2 separate regions of the Homo sapiens genome follow, and region 2 is linked to region 1. The links are chromatin contacts, found by Hi-C in ENCODE. All regions are on one chromosome and are shown on one strand. Each heading gives the region's core, a stretch centred on a gene start or an enhancer-like site at or near the end of the contact. The rest is flanking DNA. Distances are from core to core; before and after follow the strand shown. Region 1 holds the start of CPAP (centrosome assembly and centriole elongation protein). Region 2 holds the start of MIPEP (mitochondrial intermediate peptidase).

Region 1 (2,700 bases), core at 86-2,585:
GTGATCTCGGAAGTCTCGGGCTTTAGCTTCCTCACCCACAGTGAAAATTAAAAAGAAAAATTGGGCCGGGCGCGGTGGCTCACGCCTGTAATTCCAGCACTTTGGGAGGCCGAGGCGGGCGGATCACGAGGTCAGAAGATCAAGACCATCCTGGCTAACACGGTGAAACCCCTTCTCTACTAAAAATAAAAATAAAAAAATTAGCCAGGCGTGGTGGCGGGCGCCTGTAATCCCAGCTACTCGGGAGGCTGAGGCAGGAGAATGGCGTGAACCCGGCAGGCAGAGCTTGCAGTGAGCGGAGATCGCGCCATTGTACTCCAGCCTGGGCAACAGAGCGAGACTCCATCTCAAAAAATAAAAATTAAAAAAAGAAAAGAAAAATTGAAAAAAGAAGCAAAACCGAAATCTTGATTTAGAGAAGTAGACTCTTTTTGAAGTAGAAAGCAAAACAAATTTTGGAGGACCAAATTTCTGTGAAATAGTTTTGTCTTTAGCAGTCGTTTGTTTCAGTTATAACGGTTATAAATGGCACTTCATTTGATTTCTTTAAACATTTTACTTGGCCTGCTGTTTAATCAGACATGGAAGCCAGGTATGTAGTACTGTGGTAACTCACGGTGCTGTAACTTCCTAGATTAAAGGGCCGTGGCAGTTAAAACGAAACAAAACAAAAAAATTTCTTGAATTCTGCACTGTCAGTATTCAAACTAGTTTCAGAATCTAATGGACACACTCTGCCAAACCACCGATTAGCCATTTGAGGAGAGATGAAAGATGCCTATTTTTGGAGTGAATTCTCATAGGGTTATTTTCGTCTTACGAAATGGTGTAGCGGACTGCCCTTTTTCTCCTTTACTAAGTCACCTCAGCCAAAGCGGAAAACAAAGAAAAAAACCAAACCAAACCAAAAAAACGACAAAATAGACCGTACGCAAATAGAAAAAAAAAAAACAAAACCCAAAACACCTCCTTTAAGCGTCGGTTGGGCTCTATGTTAGCTTTGACTCTCCGTGCTCCCTGCTTTGCTGGGAACACGGAGATCCATCGCTCCGTTAGGCGTTCCCTTTAGTTTTCTAAGTGTGGGAGCCTGGGGCGACGTCCACCACGGAAGGTCTCTCCCGGAAACGGTTTTCCGCCCCGCCACGCCGCCCGCCTACGTCGACCACTGGCCCGCTGCTGGTCGGAAGGCGGCGCGCAGTCCATCCCCCGCCGGGCAACGCCCGTCGCTGTGGCGTCACTGGGAGTTGTAGTTTCACTGGGCTCAGCGGTGCCTGCGCTTTAGCGCAGACGCGCGGGTGAGATCCTCACTTCCCACAGGACCTCGGGACGGGGGCGGGGCTCCGACAGAGGCGGCGATTGTGGCGGCCCATTTGTAAATGCTGCGGAGATTGAGGTGTCGGTTCGTGCTGCTGAGCTGCCCAGGCTTCACGGAGCGGTAATTTGTGGGCGAAAAGAGCGGAGGAGCTCTTTGTCCGCCGCCCTGCGCCGGAGATGGACGGCGGTGGGCGGGCAGGACTCTGCTCGGACCTCGGGGTTGGCTCGGCGGGGCGAGGAGGGAGCGGGGCGCCGGGACGCGCTCAGGCCCACGGGCGCGCTGAGGCCCACGGCAGTTCAGTGGCTTCGTTCATTCGCGCTGCTTTGTTCTTCGCAGAGCTGGGGAAGCCGGCCTCTCTGGGGTGTCTGTCTCTCTGACCTGGCTGTGGCGGAACTTGAGTTCCTGTGGGCAGCGCGGCAGCCGCAGTCCGCTGGAGCAGGGTGGTGAAGTAGCGTTGCTGGCTGTCCTAAGGGCCGGTCTTGCCCCAGCTTTGTCAAGGGCTTCTCTCTTGAAGCTTCGTGTGGATTCATGGCTTTCAAGAACGTGTTGTATTTTAGGGGACTGCTAAATCACTTCCCAGACCAACTAGTTACTTCTCACGGTCTAAGAGTGGCTTTGAATTTGCTGTTTGTATCCACTCTCCTCCCTCACCGTGCAGAGAATTTATCTTTTTTTCAATACTGCTTTAAAGAATGTTTACATAGCACTTTCTGGAGATTTCAAGGCTGTCAGTTTGTTACATTTTTTAAAAGTTTTATTGAGGTATAATTGCTATACAATAAAAATGGCACATGTTTAAATGCATTCCATTTGATGAGTTTGACATACACGTGCACCCGTGTCCTTCAGATTTTGATATCTGTAAAGTCTGAGTCCACATACTAATCCTATCTCGGCATATATATTATCAATGCTCCCTTTACCAAGACCTCAGTATCAATAATAAGTAGCAGGTTCTGGTGACGCTTTTTTTATACTTCATGCTGACATTAAATATATTTTTAGAATCGCGGTCATGAAATTGAAGGTATAGAAGGTGTGTTTGGTGGGGAGTTGGAGGAGGAGATGCAAAAGTCTGGCTGCTGCATCCCAAGACTGCTTGCACTTGTCAGTCTAGTAGGGAATTTTTCTAGTTTTCCATATTATGAAATGACCTTGTAGTTTGTCTCCCTTCTGAATTTGGATTTCGAAAGATTTTCTGCTAAGGTCATTGAAATTAAGCAAAGTTACGTGGTTGATTTTGAAAAAAAAAAAGTCATTACTTTTTTAGATTGGTTTCCTACTGAAAAACAATTTGCTTAGAAAAAGTTTTTACAAATTATTCAGGAATAACAGATATCCAGTAAAGTGCGCTAATCTTAAGTGTACAGCCTAAGTGTATCCAC
Region 2 (2,700 bases), core at 107-2,606, 1.0 Mb after region 1:
GTTTGCTGCATCTGTCAACCCATCACCTATGCAGGTATTAAGCCCTGCATGCATTAGCTATTTGTCCTGGTGCTTTCCCTCCCATTTTGCTCATTTTCTAACCTAGGTTTTAATCACCATTCTATCCAACAAATCATTGTTTGATCATTATTTGCCAGACATGAATCTCTACTTGTTTTCTAGGATCGCCCTAATAAAGTACACAAACTGGGAGTCTTTAAACAACAGAAACGGACTTTCTCACAGTTCTGTAGGCTGGAAGTTTGAGATCACCGTAGCAGCAGGGCCATCCTCCCTCCAAAGGGGATACAGGAGGATGCAGCCTTGCTGCTTCCAGCTTCTGGCAGCTGGTGGCAGCATCACTCCAGTCCCCGCCTCCATCTTCAGGTGGCTGTCCTCCTCCTGTATCAGCCAAATTTTCCTCTTCTTACAAGAACAGCTTCCCTAATCTAGTATGACCCATCTTAATCATAATTGCAAACTCCATATTTTCAAATAAGGTCACATGTACAGGCACCGAGGGTTAGGACTTCAGCATCTATTTTGGGAGACACAGTTCAACCCAATCTGCCCTCTGGTTCCCAAAATTGATTTCCTTCTCATGTGCAAAATACATTTTCGCACCATGTCAACATTACCAAAAGTCTTAACACTTTCCGCATCAACTCCTCTCACCATCTACATCATTTAAATAAGCTACAGAGGAGACTTACTGTGTGATTCATCGTGTGGCAAAATGTCTCTCCATCTGTGATCCTGTGAAGCGAGACGAGTTAATCCACTTCTAAAAGACCGGGGGTTGGAGGGGGAGACAGGCATAGGGTAGACAATCCATTCCAAAAGAGAGAAAGGGGAAGGAAAAAAGGGTTCACGGGTCCCAGGCAATTCTGAAACCCTGGAGGGAAAATCCCATTAGACTTCTTTCACTATTTCCCATCTAAAATTTTTAACTGAGCTATGCAAGAGTAAAAAGTTACCGGACAGAGACACCAAACAGAGAAGTGCAGGATAAATTTACCAAGAGAGTAGGTTAAAAGGGAAACTTCTCCTTCAGGCCTATGGTGGGCATTTCTTGTTTACTCAAGTACCTGCCGTCTCTCAAAGAATATCTAATGTCCACTGGAATTCGAATATGTCATGATTTTACTCGCGCCCACCCCTAGTCAACTTGGGAGGGAAGCGCAACCCTAGCCTTTTCTTACTCTGGACACAGGGGGCGGTAAACCGGGAGGGCGGCCGAGAAGGCGAGGGGGAGCGACGCTCTTGCTCTCTGGACGACAACGTGCCCACGTCCTGAGGCCGCGCCCAGACCCGGAAGCGGGGCCGTCACGTGGGGCGGCGTGGGCTGCTGCCTTGGAAACGCGGAGCGCGCGCTCCCAGCGAAAGCAGCAGGGCAGGGATCTGCGTTGGAGGAAGGGACTGCTCTGGTGCTAGAATGCTGTGCGTCGGAAGGCTGGGCGGCTTGGGAGCCAGAGCAGCAGCTCTGCCGCCCCGCCGGGCGGGCCGGGGAAGCCTCGAAGCCGGGATCCGGGCCCGAAGGGTCAGCACCAGCTGGTCTCCCGTGGGCGCCGCCTTCAATGTCAAGCCCCAGGGCAGCCGCTTGGACCTGTTCGGCGAGCGCCGGGTGAGCGGCGCAGGAGGAGCTCCCCTCAGTCCCCGAGCTAAGCCGACCCCTGCTCCGCGCGGCCAGCAACAATCAGGGCGAGATTGTTTGGGCCTGGGAGGAGGCGAGCAGCGAACCCACCTTTTACAGTGGCGTCTTGTGTGCGCTCTCGATGAGGGCAAGGTCACCTCTGCTTTGAGGGGCCGGGTTTAGTGGTCTCCTACCCAGAGTGTCGGGTCCGGGAACTGCTTCTGCATGAGCCCCTTGCTCCACGTGAATCTGAATAGTTCGTTCTGGCAGTGGCGGTGAATTCGTCCTGCCAGGACCCGCCCTCTGCATACACTCAGGCGCACCCCTGCTAAAGCCCTTTAGCTCCAGCGCTACAGTCCTGCCTTAAGAGGCCTATCCCTGTGCGTTCACAGGCGGCATCACATGGTCTTTTTGCAAGGACACGGCTGCCTGCAGTCGAGTAATGGTAATTTCATTAATACCTGAAATTCCATCATCTATTAATTAATTTATTTCAAAGCTTTGGGCTTTCTTGTTTTAAAACACAAAACTCTGTTGAGACGAGTCTCACTTCCCATAGTGCCATGGAATTGGTCACTTTGATTTCTTACCCCAGGAAGTCACTAGCCTGCGTTGTCTAGTGAAAGGTGAGAGGAAGGCAAGGTTGGAAAGGACTTACCTGATGCCTGTTCTACTTGGAGTTTGTACATTTTGTCCGTTTTAGGTTAAGGATTACTTTTATTTTTGCCTTTTAAAATTTCGTTATACTGTATTGCCTTATAAAGACAAGTCTAGGGTATTGTTGCACTGAGCTAAAGTGTGTGATTCTTGTTTTATCTCCATTATCAGTTTTGTCTATTTAAAAATTATTTTGTGTGAAATTTGCTACACCACCTTCCTTAAGGGTATGTAGTGTTGGTATTAACATAGTTGGTGTGAAGAGACCTACTTGTAGGCGCTGAGCAGAAAGACGTGAGGGGAAGCCTGATTTTGGGTGGATGAGATATAACTAATTTTAGCTTTTATTTTTCCCTTTTTGTATCATGATATTCGGCACTGATAGCAGATTTTCAAATTTTAGAATTGAT

The links. Hi-C counts contacts between places; a loop is a spot of excess contacts on that map. Pooled maps may share reads with other maps.
Region 2: a map of CD8-positive, alpha-beta T cell shows a loop between it and region 1 (9-fold over the local background). The contact joins the promoter of MIPEP here to the promoter of CPAP in region 1. A Hi-C loop is called at or near these places in 2 of 168 maps with a recorded cell type or tissue (CD8-positive, alpha-beta T cell and naive thymus-derived CD4-positive, alpha-beta T cell) and 16 of 50 pooled maps.

Annotation. Positions count from the first base shown.
Region 1 is chr13:24,921,496-24,924,195 of GRCh38, reverse strand. CPAP (centrosome assembly and centriole elongation protein) reads left to right here and starts at 1,335. Exons shown (of 17, transcript NM_018451.5): 1 at 1,335-1,435. RefSeq lists enhancers at 388-1,289, 1,290-2,191.
Region 2 is chr13:23,888,056-23,890,755 of GRCh38, reverse strand. MIPEP (mitochondrial intermediate peptidase) reads left to right here and starts at 1,356. Exons shown (of 19, transcript NM_005932.4): 1 at 1,356-1,624. The coding sequence starts at 1,436. PCOTH (prostate and testis expressed opposite C1QTNF9B and MIPEP) reads right to left here and starts at 1,888. Exons shown (of 4, transcript NR_172510.1): 1 at 1,745-1,888; 2 at 714-756. RefSeq lists enhancers at 957-1,016, 1,076-1,576.